2 separate regions of the Homo sapiens genome follow, and region 2 is linked to region 1. Evidence: chromatin loops called from intact Hi-C (ENCODE). Cell type or tissue: heart left ventricle. All regions are shown on one strand. Each heading gives the region's core, and the rest is flanking DNA. Links, peaks and the distances in the headings are about the cores only.

Region 1 (5,358 bases), core at 294-5,293:
GTTCTTGATATACTCTGGATACAAGTCCTTTATCAAATATGTGATTTGCAAAAATTGTCTTACAGCCTTGGGCTTGTCTTTTCATTTTCTTAGCAGTGTCTTTGGAATAGCAGAAGTTCTTAGTTTTGATGAAACATCTTATTTATTTGATGGATTATGTTTTGATATCCTATCTAATAATGTTTTGCCTGATCTAAGTTTGCAAAGGTTTTCTTCTATGTCCTCTTATAGAAGTTTTATAATTTTAGCTTTTACATTTAGGTTTATGATCCATATTGACAATATTTTAATATAGTACAAGGTATGGATCAAAGTTCATTTTTTTGCATATGGATATCCAACTGTTTAGCATCATTTACTGAGAACAAAACTTGCCTTTATTGAATTGCCTTTGCAGCTTTGTTGAAAATCACTTGCTCATATTTGTGGGTCTATTTCTGGTATCTCTAATTTGTTCTATTGATCTGTCTATCTTGATGCAAATACCACACTGTCTTTTTTTAAAATATTATTTCTTTTATCATGATACTTCTCTTTCTTCTTTCTTTTTTTTTTTTTTTTTGACAGTGTCTCACTCCGTCACCCAGGCTGGAGTGCAGTAGTGAGATCTCAGCTCACTGCAACCTCCGCCTCCCAGGATCAAGTGATTCTCGTGCCTCAGCCTCCTGAGTAGCTGGAATTACAGGTGTGTGCCACCACGCCTGGCTACATTTTTTGTATTTTTAGTAGAGACGGGGTTTCACCATGTTGGCCAGGCTGATCTCAAACTCCTGACCTCAAGTGATCCACCCACCTCAGCCTCCCCAGGAGCTGAGAACTCTGGCAGGGAGACTCTGTGGTGTAGGAACCCCAGGTCTCCAGCCATGTCTGAAAAACAGTGTTAACCCACGGCTTCACCCCAGCTTTGAAACACCTGGGTGTTCTTCAGAAATACCTGCTATAGTTTGGACGTTTGTCCCCGAACCTCATGTTGAAATTTAATCCCCGATGTTGGAGGCGGGGCCTGGTGGGAGGTGTTCGGGTCATAGGGAAGGATCCAGAATGAATGGTTTAGTGCCCTCCTCATGGTGATGAGTGAGTTCTTGCTCTATTAGTTCCCACACGAGCTGGTTGTTTTAAAAAAATCCTGGCATCGCCCCTCTCTCTCGCCTCTTCTCTTACCATGAGACACCTCCCGCCATGAGTGCACGCTCCCTGAGGCCTCCCCAGAAGCAGGTGCCGGCACCGTGCTTCCCGTACACCCTGCAGAACCGTGAGCCAAACAAACCTCTTTTCTTTATAATGGCCCAGCCTCTATCCTTCTCCTCACCTAGGAAAAAGAAAAAGAAATTACCCAGCCTCAGATATTCCTTCATAGCAACACAAAACTAGGACAACACTGGTGCCCAGGCCCCAGCCCAGACCAAGCACATCAGAGCCTGGGCATGGGGGTGGAACCAGCTCCAGTGAGCTCCTGAAGTCCCCAGGGGATTCTGTGCACATCCAGGGTGGAGAACTTGGCCGTAGACAGTCCAGACAAAAATATTCTTTATACGATTAGCACAGAGTTGTTGTTTAAACTCAGTGGTAAGAACAGAACACAAGAGTTTTAACAGGAGTCATAGTTTTCACCATTAAGAATCTTTACCTACTATTGGAATCCAGGTACACACATTTACCCTGGGGTTTAATTTGCTGTGTAAAATTGACTTGGTTCTTTTACAAATTGCTGGCAAGTTGAGGTTGGGGCCACCACAAAACAAGTCTCTAGCAAGACAAAGAGCATAGTTGTGTGTTTGGGTCTCTCCACACCAGAATGGAGCTCCTTGTGGGCAGAGGCTGGCTTGCCCCTTGTCTTAGTCTGTTTCCTGCTGCTTATAACAGAAACTGGGTAATTTAAAAGAAACAAAATGTATTTCTTACAGTTCTGCGGGCTGGGAAGTCCAAGGTCAATGGGCCACATCTGGTGAGGTTTTCTTGCTGGTGGGAACCCCAGAGTCCCAAGGCAGTGCAGGGCGTCGCATGGTGAGGGGCTGAGCGTGCTGGCTCAGGTCTCTCTCTTCTTATAAAGCTACTAGCCCCACTCCTATGATAACCCATTAATCTATAAATAAATTAATCTATTCATGAGGGCAGAGCTCTTGTGACCCAATCACCTCTTAAAGGCCCCACCTCTCAATACTGCCACATTGGGGATTAAATTCCAACTTGAGTTTTGGAGGTGACAAATATTCAAACCACAGCATCCTTAAATCATCAGAGACTGGCCTGCCTGCCCCCATGTCCACTCGAAAATGAATGCCGCGCAAGCCCCCACCCCCACCCTACTGAATGGTCCCTTTTCCTCTGCAGCAGTTCTCGGAACTGGCCACTGGGGGTCAGGGTTGGTCCGCGTCGCACAGAACCTGGCTCAGCCAGGAGCCACAGGAAGGACCCTGTTCCTCTACCCCAGCCAAGGGAAAACGGCGGCCCCTCTGTGGTTCAGCAGAGCTAGTCCAGGAACAGTGGGGCTTCAAAGTGCTTCCCCTCCATGGCAGAGCCAGCGCTGGCCTGCTGGTCTCCCAATTCTTTGCCCAGGCTAAGAAGGGCGCACACACACACACACACACACACACACACACACACACTCTCTCTCTCTCTCTCTCTCTCTCTCTCTCTACCTCCGGGAAGTTCTCCCTGCCTGTGGCTTGCAGCTTGCTGCCGCTCACCAGCCTCCCGTCCTACTCACAGCTGACTTGAGGTCAGTGCTCCCTCCAAGCATCCACCTGAGCTGCCCAGGCCCAAGGCCGAAACCCCAGACCAGGTCCAGAGCAGCACGGGCAGGTGGGACCTCAGATGGGGCTGGCCCAACACGTGCAAGCCTCCAGCCTGAGGCAGGAAAATTACGATCCCCATTTGACAAGTGAGGAGACAGAGGCTCAGAGAGGTTGGGTAACTCACCCTGGGCCACACAGCAAGGAAAAAGCCAGTCCCAGACCTGTACTCCTGACCTCCACCTGGTCTGCTCCCCTCAGGAGACTATCTAGGCCACAGTGGCACCCTTGACTGGCCTGAGTTGGGAGCACAGGTCCACAGGGCTCTTTACCCGGTTCCACGGCAACAGTCCCCAGGCCACATACCTATGAGCACAGTTTGGACAGTGGAGCAGTCTCTGGCCCGACCACAGGCAGCACCCCAGGAACTCCACGTGCCTTCGGGGTGCACTCAAGTGGGTGGGGAAGAGGGGCCTAGAGCTCCACCTCAGCCTCCTTTGTCCTGAGTGAGCAGGGCCCCACTCACCTCCCCGAGCAGCCAGAGATGTGACGGAGCCTCTGTGGGCAGAAAACATCTCCCAGGTGATAAGCAGCAGGTATGAGGTCTCCCTGGTGAGAGTGTGAGCTCCCCACATTCAACACTGCCGGAGCCCTGAGAGGAAGCCACAGGCTCTGGGAAGCTCCGTGCGGAAGCTGAGTGCCCTGTTGCTCCACGGTTAGCAAGCACGCTCCAGGGAAACTCCATCAGAGCCTCCTGTTCCCATCTGCTAGATGGGATGACAGTAGTACTGCCCCTGGCCATTGTGGAGACAAAATGAAACACGGATGTATCTTTAGCTGTCAGCACCCGGCACATAGGAGGCATTCAGAACCAGAGACAGACCAGGAGGAGGCTCAGATCCCAGGAGTCGGCAAAGGTGGAGATGGAAGGAAGTGAGGTGGGATGGGGCCCAGCCATGCTGGAGGAACTGGGGCTGTCTTCTGGCTGAGCCCAGGCCTGCCCCCCTCCCGACATCAGGGTGCCCTCATGCCCCACACAGCTTTGCCCAGGCCCTCCCCACCACATCAGGGTGCCCTCATGCCCCGCACAGCTTTGCCCAGACACCCCCCCCCACATCAGGGTGCCCTCATGCCCCGCACAGCTTTGCCCAGACACCCCCCCAACATCAGGGTGCCCTCATGCTCCGCACAGCTTTGCCCAGACACCCCCCCCAACATCAGGGTGCCCTCATGCCCCGCACAGCTTTGCCCAGGCCCCCCCGCCACATCAGGGTGCCCTCATGCCCTGCACAGCTTTGCCCAGACACCCCCCACCATATCAGGGTGCCCTCATGACCCGCGCAGCTTTGCCCAGACACCCCCCCCCAACATCAGGGTGCCCTCATGCCCCGCGCAGCTTTGCCCAGACACCCCCCCCAACATCAGGGTGCCCTCATGCCCCGCACAGCTTCGCCCACGCCCCCCCCCGCCACATCAGGGTGCCCTCATGCCCCGCGCAGCTTTGCCCAGACACCCCCCCCAACATCAGGGTACCCTCATGCCCCGCACAGCTTTGCCCAGACACCCCCCCCACATCAGGGTGCCCTCATGCCCCGCACAGCTTTGCCCAGACCCCCCCACATCAGGGTGCCCTCATGCCCCGCACAGCTTTGCCCAGACACCCCCCCCACATCAGGGTGCCCTCATGCCCCGCACAGCTTTGCCCAGACCCCCCAACATCAGGGTGCCCTCATGCCCCGCACAGCTTTGCCCAGACACCCCCCCCAACATCAGGGTACCCTCATGCCCCGCACAGCTTTGCCCAGACACCCCCCCCCACATCAGGGTGCCCTCATGCCCCGCACAGCTTTGCCCAGACACCCCCCCAACATCAGGGTGACCTCATGCCCCGCACAGCTTTGCCCAGACACCCCCCCCAACATCAGGGTGCCCTCATGCCCCGCACAGCTTTGCCCCGACACCCCCCCCACATCAGGGTGTCCTCATGCCCCGCGCAGCTTTGCCCAGACACCCCCCCAACATCAGGGTGACCTCATGCCCCGCACAGCTTTGCCCAGACACCCCCCCCAACATCAGGGTGCCCTCATGCCCTGCGCAGCTTTGCCCAGACACCCCCTGCCACATCAGCGTGCCCTCATGCCCCGCGCAGCTTTGCCCAGACACCCCCCCCCAACATCAGGGTGACCTCGTGCCCCGCACAGCTTTGCCCAGACACCCCCCCCAACATCAGGGTGCCCTCATGCCCCGCACAGCTTCGCCCAGGCCCCCCCCCGCCACATCAGGGTGCCCTCATGCCCCGCACAGCTTTGCCCAGACACCCCCCCCACATCAGGGTGCCCTCATGCCCCGCACAGCTTTGCCCAGACACCCCCCCATCACGGTGCCCTCATGCCCCGCACAGCTTTGCCCAGAGACCCCCCCACATCAGGGTGCCCTCATGCCCCGCACAGCTTTGCCCAGACAACCCCCCCCACATCAGGGTGCCCTCATGCCCCGCACAGCTTTGCCCAGACACCCCCCCAACATCAGGGTGCCCTCATGCCCCGCACAGCTTTGCCCAGAGACCCCCCCCAACATCAGGGTGCCCTCATGCCCCGCACAGCTTTGCCCAGGCACCCCCCCACAT
Region 2 (5,358 bases), core at 75-5,074, 80 kb after region 1:
CCCCCCTAGGGTCCTGAAGGCACTGGCAGAGACAATGGGCCCCAGCACCTGACATCCCCCCACCAGTGAGTATGTGTTTCCTGGAGTTGGGGGGACTTGGTTCCGAGTCAGCCACAGCTGGAGCAGGGGGGCCTCCCTGCACACCTGCAGGGCTCAGAGCCCACGCAAGGCCGGGCACCTCCCAGGTCTGGGCGCAGCTGTTTCCTCTGAGGACCACTCACACTGCCCCCCAGCCATCTCCAGCCGCGGTGTGACGGTCTGTCCCGTCCGCTCACAGGGCCTGGGTATGGCAGGCACTCAGAAAACATCCATCTTCCCCACCACCTCCCTCTGGTCAGCTTCGGCAAAACTCCCAGGCTGGGGTGGGGGCCGGTGGCGGTGGTGGGGGAAGGTGCTTTGGGAGACCCTGAGAGGCTGCGCGCCCCACCGCTGAAGGGGTGGAGGTGGGCTGGGGAGAGAGAGGAGCTTGGGGGCAGGGGTGGGGAACACACAGGAGGCAAAGTCGGGATTAACTTTTGGTTTTGCAAATCCAGACACTAGTCAGCCAGTTGCCCGAGTTCCAGATGTTCTTTCAAAGACTCCCAGTCTGGGGAGGCCTCGGGACCCAGGTCCCCTTCAAAGCCTGCCCGGCCCCCTCCTCCCAGTGCGGCACATGGAGGGGCCTGGCTCCTGGGCTGTGGGAAGTTGCACAACCCCAGCCAGCGCCCTGCAGGCTCCATCTGTTACCCTGGCACAGCCCCCACCTCCCTGGAGCAGCCAAGCCCTGAAAAGGCATGAGGGTGGGACGGGACAGTACTGTGTGCAGCCCCAACCCAGAAACAGTATTTTACGAAGAACCAGGCTCAGGCCACCTGCCCTGGGCCTCTGCAGGGAAGGCACCACCAGTCGGTCTAGAGACATACAGGGCCAGTCCATGGGATCTGCCCTCAGTGGTTCCGTGGCCAATGGCTCTGTCCCTATCAGCCGTGGGCCCAGTGAGTCTCTTTCCATCTCTGGGTTGGTTCTGGTCAGTTCCAGCTAACAAACATTTGTTGAGCAGCTCGTGTGCTGGCCTGGGCCAGGTGCTGGTGTATCATGCTGAGGGAGACATGCCTCTATCCTCATGGAGCTACAGAAGAGCTACGGTCCCAGTGCTGAGCCCAAAGAGGACCTGAGCCTCTCAGGTCTGAGCAGGCACCTGCGGCTTCTCTCCTAGTCTCTGTGGCTCTCGGTAGCTCTGGGCCGCTTCGTGTAGCTCCACACATGCCCCTAGACCTAGTCTGGTTGGGCTGTCCCCACCCTGGACAAGTGAACTTTGTCCCAGAAGCCCAAAGCCCACCTTGCTCCCATTCTGCATGAGGGAGAGGAGCCATGGGCCAGGATGCAGGACTTCTCACCCACCCACGTGGTCGTGGTCCAGGACTAGGCACCGACATGTGTCCCCAAAATCCTGAGGCCTCTGTTCCTCCTCCTGCCCCCAAGAGGCTGTGGTTTGTTTGAACCTTTCTCAGTCAGGGTAGAGGGAGCTGTTTCTGTTGCCCACCCACATCCCCAGCCTCTGACTGCTCTCAACAGCAGAACGGGAGCATTGCGGGTGGGCAGGAGCCAAGGGGCCGCCCAGGAGGTCATGCATGGACAGGAGAGGAGTGCCCTCCCCATGGCCCAGGGGTTGGGGCAGGTCCAAGTGCAAAAGTCAGCTGCCCCTGGGGCAATGTGACAGTGGGAGCCTTCATGGAGGGCCTGTCCCCATCCTGTCCCTGAGCCCAGCCCAGAACCCTGGACTCTCTCCAGGCCCCAACTCAGCTGCCTCCCAGCCATGCTCGGCTGTCCATACCTTATGCTCCATACACCAGCACGCCCAGCTGAGCCCAGCCACGTCCACAGTTCCCCAGCTCCCTCAGGGCCCTCAAACCGACCCACTCCCCCTTTAGTGCTTCCCATGTTCAGGCTCCCCACAGACCCACCCAGGTACTCCAGCCAGGACCCTGGGCAGCCTGGACCTCTCTCCACCCCTTTGTCCTCACCAACCCTCCACACAAGTCACGGGAACCTTTCTAGATTCCAACTCTAACATCCCTCTTTCACCAAAGACCTTCCGCTGCCTCGGGATAAGTCCAAGCACCCCCCTCAAGTGCTTTGGCTCCAGCTGGGGCTCCTGCACCCTGCATCTCCCCCTCATCCCTCCCACACTTGCCCCCACTGGCCCCCACGGAGCAGGCAATGCAGAACTAGGGCTGGGAATGCTTGCTAGGTGTTTGTGCTCAGAGCATGGCCAGGGACTCTGTCAGAAGTGCTAACTCTGCAGGGGAATCCAAGGCTCTGAAGTCCAGGAAGCTTGGCCCCCAGCCTCCAGGCAGGGGACATGTGGCAGATCCCATGCCCTGGGCCTGGGTCTGAGGCCAGCTCTTACATTGCTGGCTGTGATTTGGGGCAAGTCTCAGCCTCCTCGTGCTTCAGTTTCCCCATCTATAAAACAGAGACAGTAGCTCCCGTTGCACAGACTAAATACATTAACACAGAGTGTGGGGCTGGGTCAGGGTCAGCTTGGGAGGTTACTTCTTTCTTCTGCTGCTGCCCCTGATCCCACAGAATGCCAGAGGCACAGCCTGCTCGCGGCCTTTCCGGGAAGGGGAGGGTAACAGGTGTCAGGTACTTTACCTCCCCTGCTCCTCCATGGGCCGAGATTGGGGGAGGGGGGTGACAGACTCCCAGACCTGCGCATCAGATGGGGGAACCAGGGGACAGTCCCCCAGCAAATGGAGGGTTCCAGGGGCCAGAAAGCGGGCCCCAGCCTGGCCAGTCCTGCAGAGGGGGCTGGGCAGTCTCTGAGCCCAGGCCGTGGTCACCCCTCCGGAGGCAGCAGGAAATAGCCTGGCCAAGCTCACAGCCAAGGCCCGCAGCTCCCGCTTCCCTTCGGGCCCGTTTCCTTTATCCGGTTGTTTTGCTCCGAATTCACCAAGTCCAGCCTTCCCCTCCCCTCAATTTCCACCCCCGGCCCCGGTCCAAAGTGGAGCAGGACGGATACGTGACGTTTTAGGGGCCCCAGGAGTCCCCCGCTCTGCCCTCCGCCCAGCCGGGAGCCGCTGACAGAGCCGGAGCGCGCCCAGCGTCCCGCGTCCGCCCTCTGCTGCCCGAGGCTGGGAGCGGCGGCTCCGCCCCGTCCAGGTGCCACAGGAAGTGCGGGTCTCCGCATTCCCCCTCCACCGCCCCCCGCCACCGAGGCGCAGATCCCGGGGCGGTCCTAGGCCCACAGAGAGGCAGGCGAAGGGAGTGCCGGACCCGCAGCGCCAGCTCCGTTTATTGAGGCCTTCGGCGCGTGGAGGGCGGGCCTCCTCCGTGACCCAGCGGCGGCCAGGCGCGCTCCCTTCTCCAAGTCCTGGGCCCTCCGGGGAGCGCGGGCTGCGTCGAGCGAGGGGCCGAGGTCACCAACAAGTCTACAGAACGAGGCGCGTCTCCAGGCTCTGCCGCGGCCCCGCTGGTTCTCCTCCCCGCGCAGGGCCAGGACGGGCCGCGCTAGGAGTCCCTGGAGGCCGGGGCGCGCAGCGCGAAGAGCTTCTCCCAGCAGGTGGCGACGGCGTCCAGGGCGCGCAGCAGGAGCTGCCTTCGGCCGCCGCGACGCCGGGCAGGGCGCATCTTGGGCCGCCGGCTCCGCTGTCGGGGACAGGGCGGTCAGCGAATGCGCACGGCCCCCGCGCCCGGCCCGGCCCGGGAAGGGAGACGCGACCCAGCCCGACTTCAGCCTAGGGCCGTGGAGCCCCGGGACGCGCGGCGGCCCTGTGGGGGTTAAGGGAGGTCTGGCTCTGGGTGCACTCAGGGACGCACACCTGGCGCAGCGTCCTGCAGTGGCGCCGCATCACCGCCTCGGTGCGCACAGCCACGGTCCAAGCAGCTCTCTCCAGGGCCCCGCGGCGGCCCCCGGCCACCGCCCCGCGCAGGGTCCGACCCAGGGACGAGATGGACAGGAGGATACTGTGCTCCTGGGGAGGGAAGGGAGGAAGGCGGGGTGGGGGTGGGGGGAAACTGAGAGAGGAGCAGGCCGGCGAGCTTGGGTAGGGGCGCCTCCTCCATACCTTCTGGGCGCCACAGGAGGCCCGAGGCCGTCCCCGCCGTCCCGAGCTCCCGGGTCTAGTCAGGTTTTTCTGTATGAAATGAAAGTGTCTGGAGCCTGGCCTGGTCTTTTCGGCCCCCGCCCCGCCCCACTTCACGGCGGCCTGCAGATCCTCGAAGATGATGGCGCGATAGTGGCGGAGCACGTCGGGGACGCTGCAGGCCGGGGAATAGGCGCGGCTTGGCGCGGTCCCCAGCAGCGCCAGCAGGAGCGCCCAGAGTGCAGGCTTAGGGGGTACCTGGAGGAGACAGCAGGTTGGGGTTAGGCCTGGGGGGTGTTCCCAGCACAGGGAGCAGCCAGCCCACCTGCACTTTGTTTCCGTAGAAGCCCCACCCCCTGCCCCACCCCACGGGATCTCTGAGCGAATGAAATGGACGTGTCACCAATCAAGAAAGGCTGTAGGCACAGGCCTGGCGGGATAAATCAGGAGACACAAGAGATAGGTCTGCAAACCAGACAGTTCTATGCTCCCTGCAAAGATGTGAAAGGGGTGAGTGATGTCGGCTGGGAGGCGATGTCACTGAGTCCTGAAGAACCCATCAGGAGATAGAGGGGGCAGGCCCAGAGTCAGGAGAGCCTGGCTCTGTGGTCCACGTGGGAGTGGGGCCAGCAAGGGGTGGAGCACCCTCAGGACCGCACAGAGCAGGGCCCCCCACCAGCCCCGTACAGCTCTAGTGGGGCTGGTCTGCAGGCTCTTGGGGGTACAGTAGGAAGTTGTCCCAGTACAGCCTGTCTCACTCATGGCCATGCCCATTCAACTCCACACCTCCCATACTGGCGCCCTCTGGGTTAGCTCACAGAGACGTGGGAACTGGGGACTCCTTGTACCCCCAACCCAACTGGGGCAGGGGCTCAGAGCTCCAAGCCACACCCTATTGGAAGGGGAAAGCTAGGGGGACACCCAGAAGCTATAGAGGAGGAAGGAGCCACCACATCCAGCCCCAACCAACAGTCGCAAAAGGCCCCTCTGCCTGTACCAGCCGCCCCACGCCATCCCTCCGGGCAGCCTGTGCCACAGGCCTCCCCCGACCCAAAATGGAGGGCCTGCGCCCGCAGGGATAAAGCCCAAACATCAAGGAGACAGCTGACGGCCCCCAGGTTCCCAGCCACCCAAAAGGGGCCAGCCCCAACCCTTCCCCTGGGCCCCCAGGATGGAGTCAGACAGCAGATCTAGGGCTGGAAATTAATCATGCGAACCCAACCAAGATAAGAGGACTCGACTCGGCTTCCTAGCCCTGTCAGGGGAGCCTGAACAAGCAGCACCCCAACCC

What was found. A loop is a pair of places that touch in the nucleus more often than their neighbours do. Peaks named below come from ENCODE experiments on the same cell type or tissue, not always from the same donor. Only the 100,000 strongest peaks of a DNase experiment are listed, where the experiment ranks them.
Region 2: it touches region 1 in a loop (2.1-fold over the local background); 62 of 110 quality-filtered maps call a loop at or near these places.

Annotation. Positions count from the first base shown.
Region 1 is chr20:64,117,608-64,122,965 of GRCh38, reverse strand. No RefSeq gene overlaps it. Among named protein-coding and RNA genes, the nearest start is that of NPBWR2, 13 kb to the right of the region's middle. RefSeq lists enhancers at 2,256-2,550, 2,219-2,718. In heart left ventricle, for the core only: CTCF peaks have their summits at 2,146 and 2,346 (motif pointing right); a DNase peak (open chromatin) is centred at 2,375; H3K4me3 peaks cover 247 bases; H3K27me3 peaks cover 1,965 bases.
Region 2 is chr20:64,036,894-64,042,251 of GRCh38, reverse strand. C20orf204 (chromosome 20 open reading frame 204) reads right to left here. Exons shown (of 4, transcript NM_001387010.1): 2 at 4,050-4,325; 3 at 3,804-3,956; 4 at 3,251-3,630. The coding sequence ends at 3,493. Among named protein-coding and RNA genes, the nearest start is that of C20orf204, 3.4 kb to the right of the region's middle. RefSeq lists silencers at 2,998-3,277, 3,468-3,787, 3,888-3,957 and enhancers at 4,603-5,196, 5,197-5,358. In heart left ventricle, for the core only: a CTCF peak has its summit at 3,132 (motif pointing left); DNase peaks (open chromatin) are centred at 3,071 and 3,541; H3K4me3 peaks cover 2,563 bases; H3K27ac peaks cover 3,845 bases; H3K27me3 peaks cover 4,618 bases.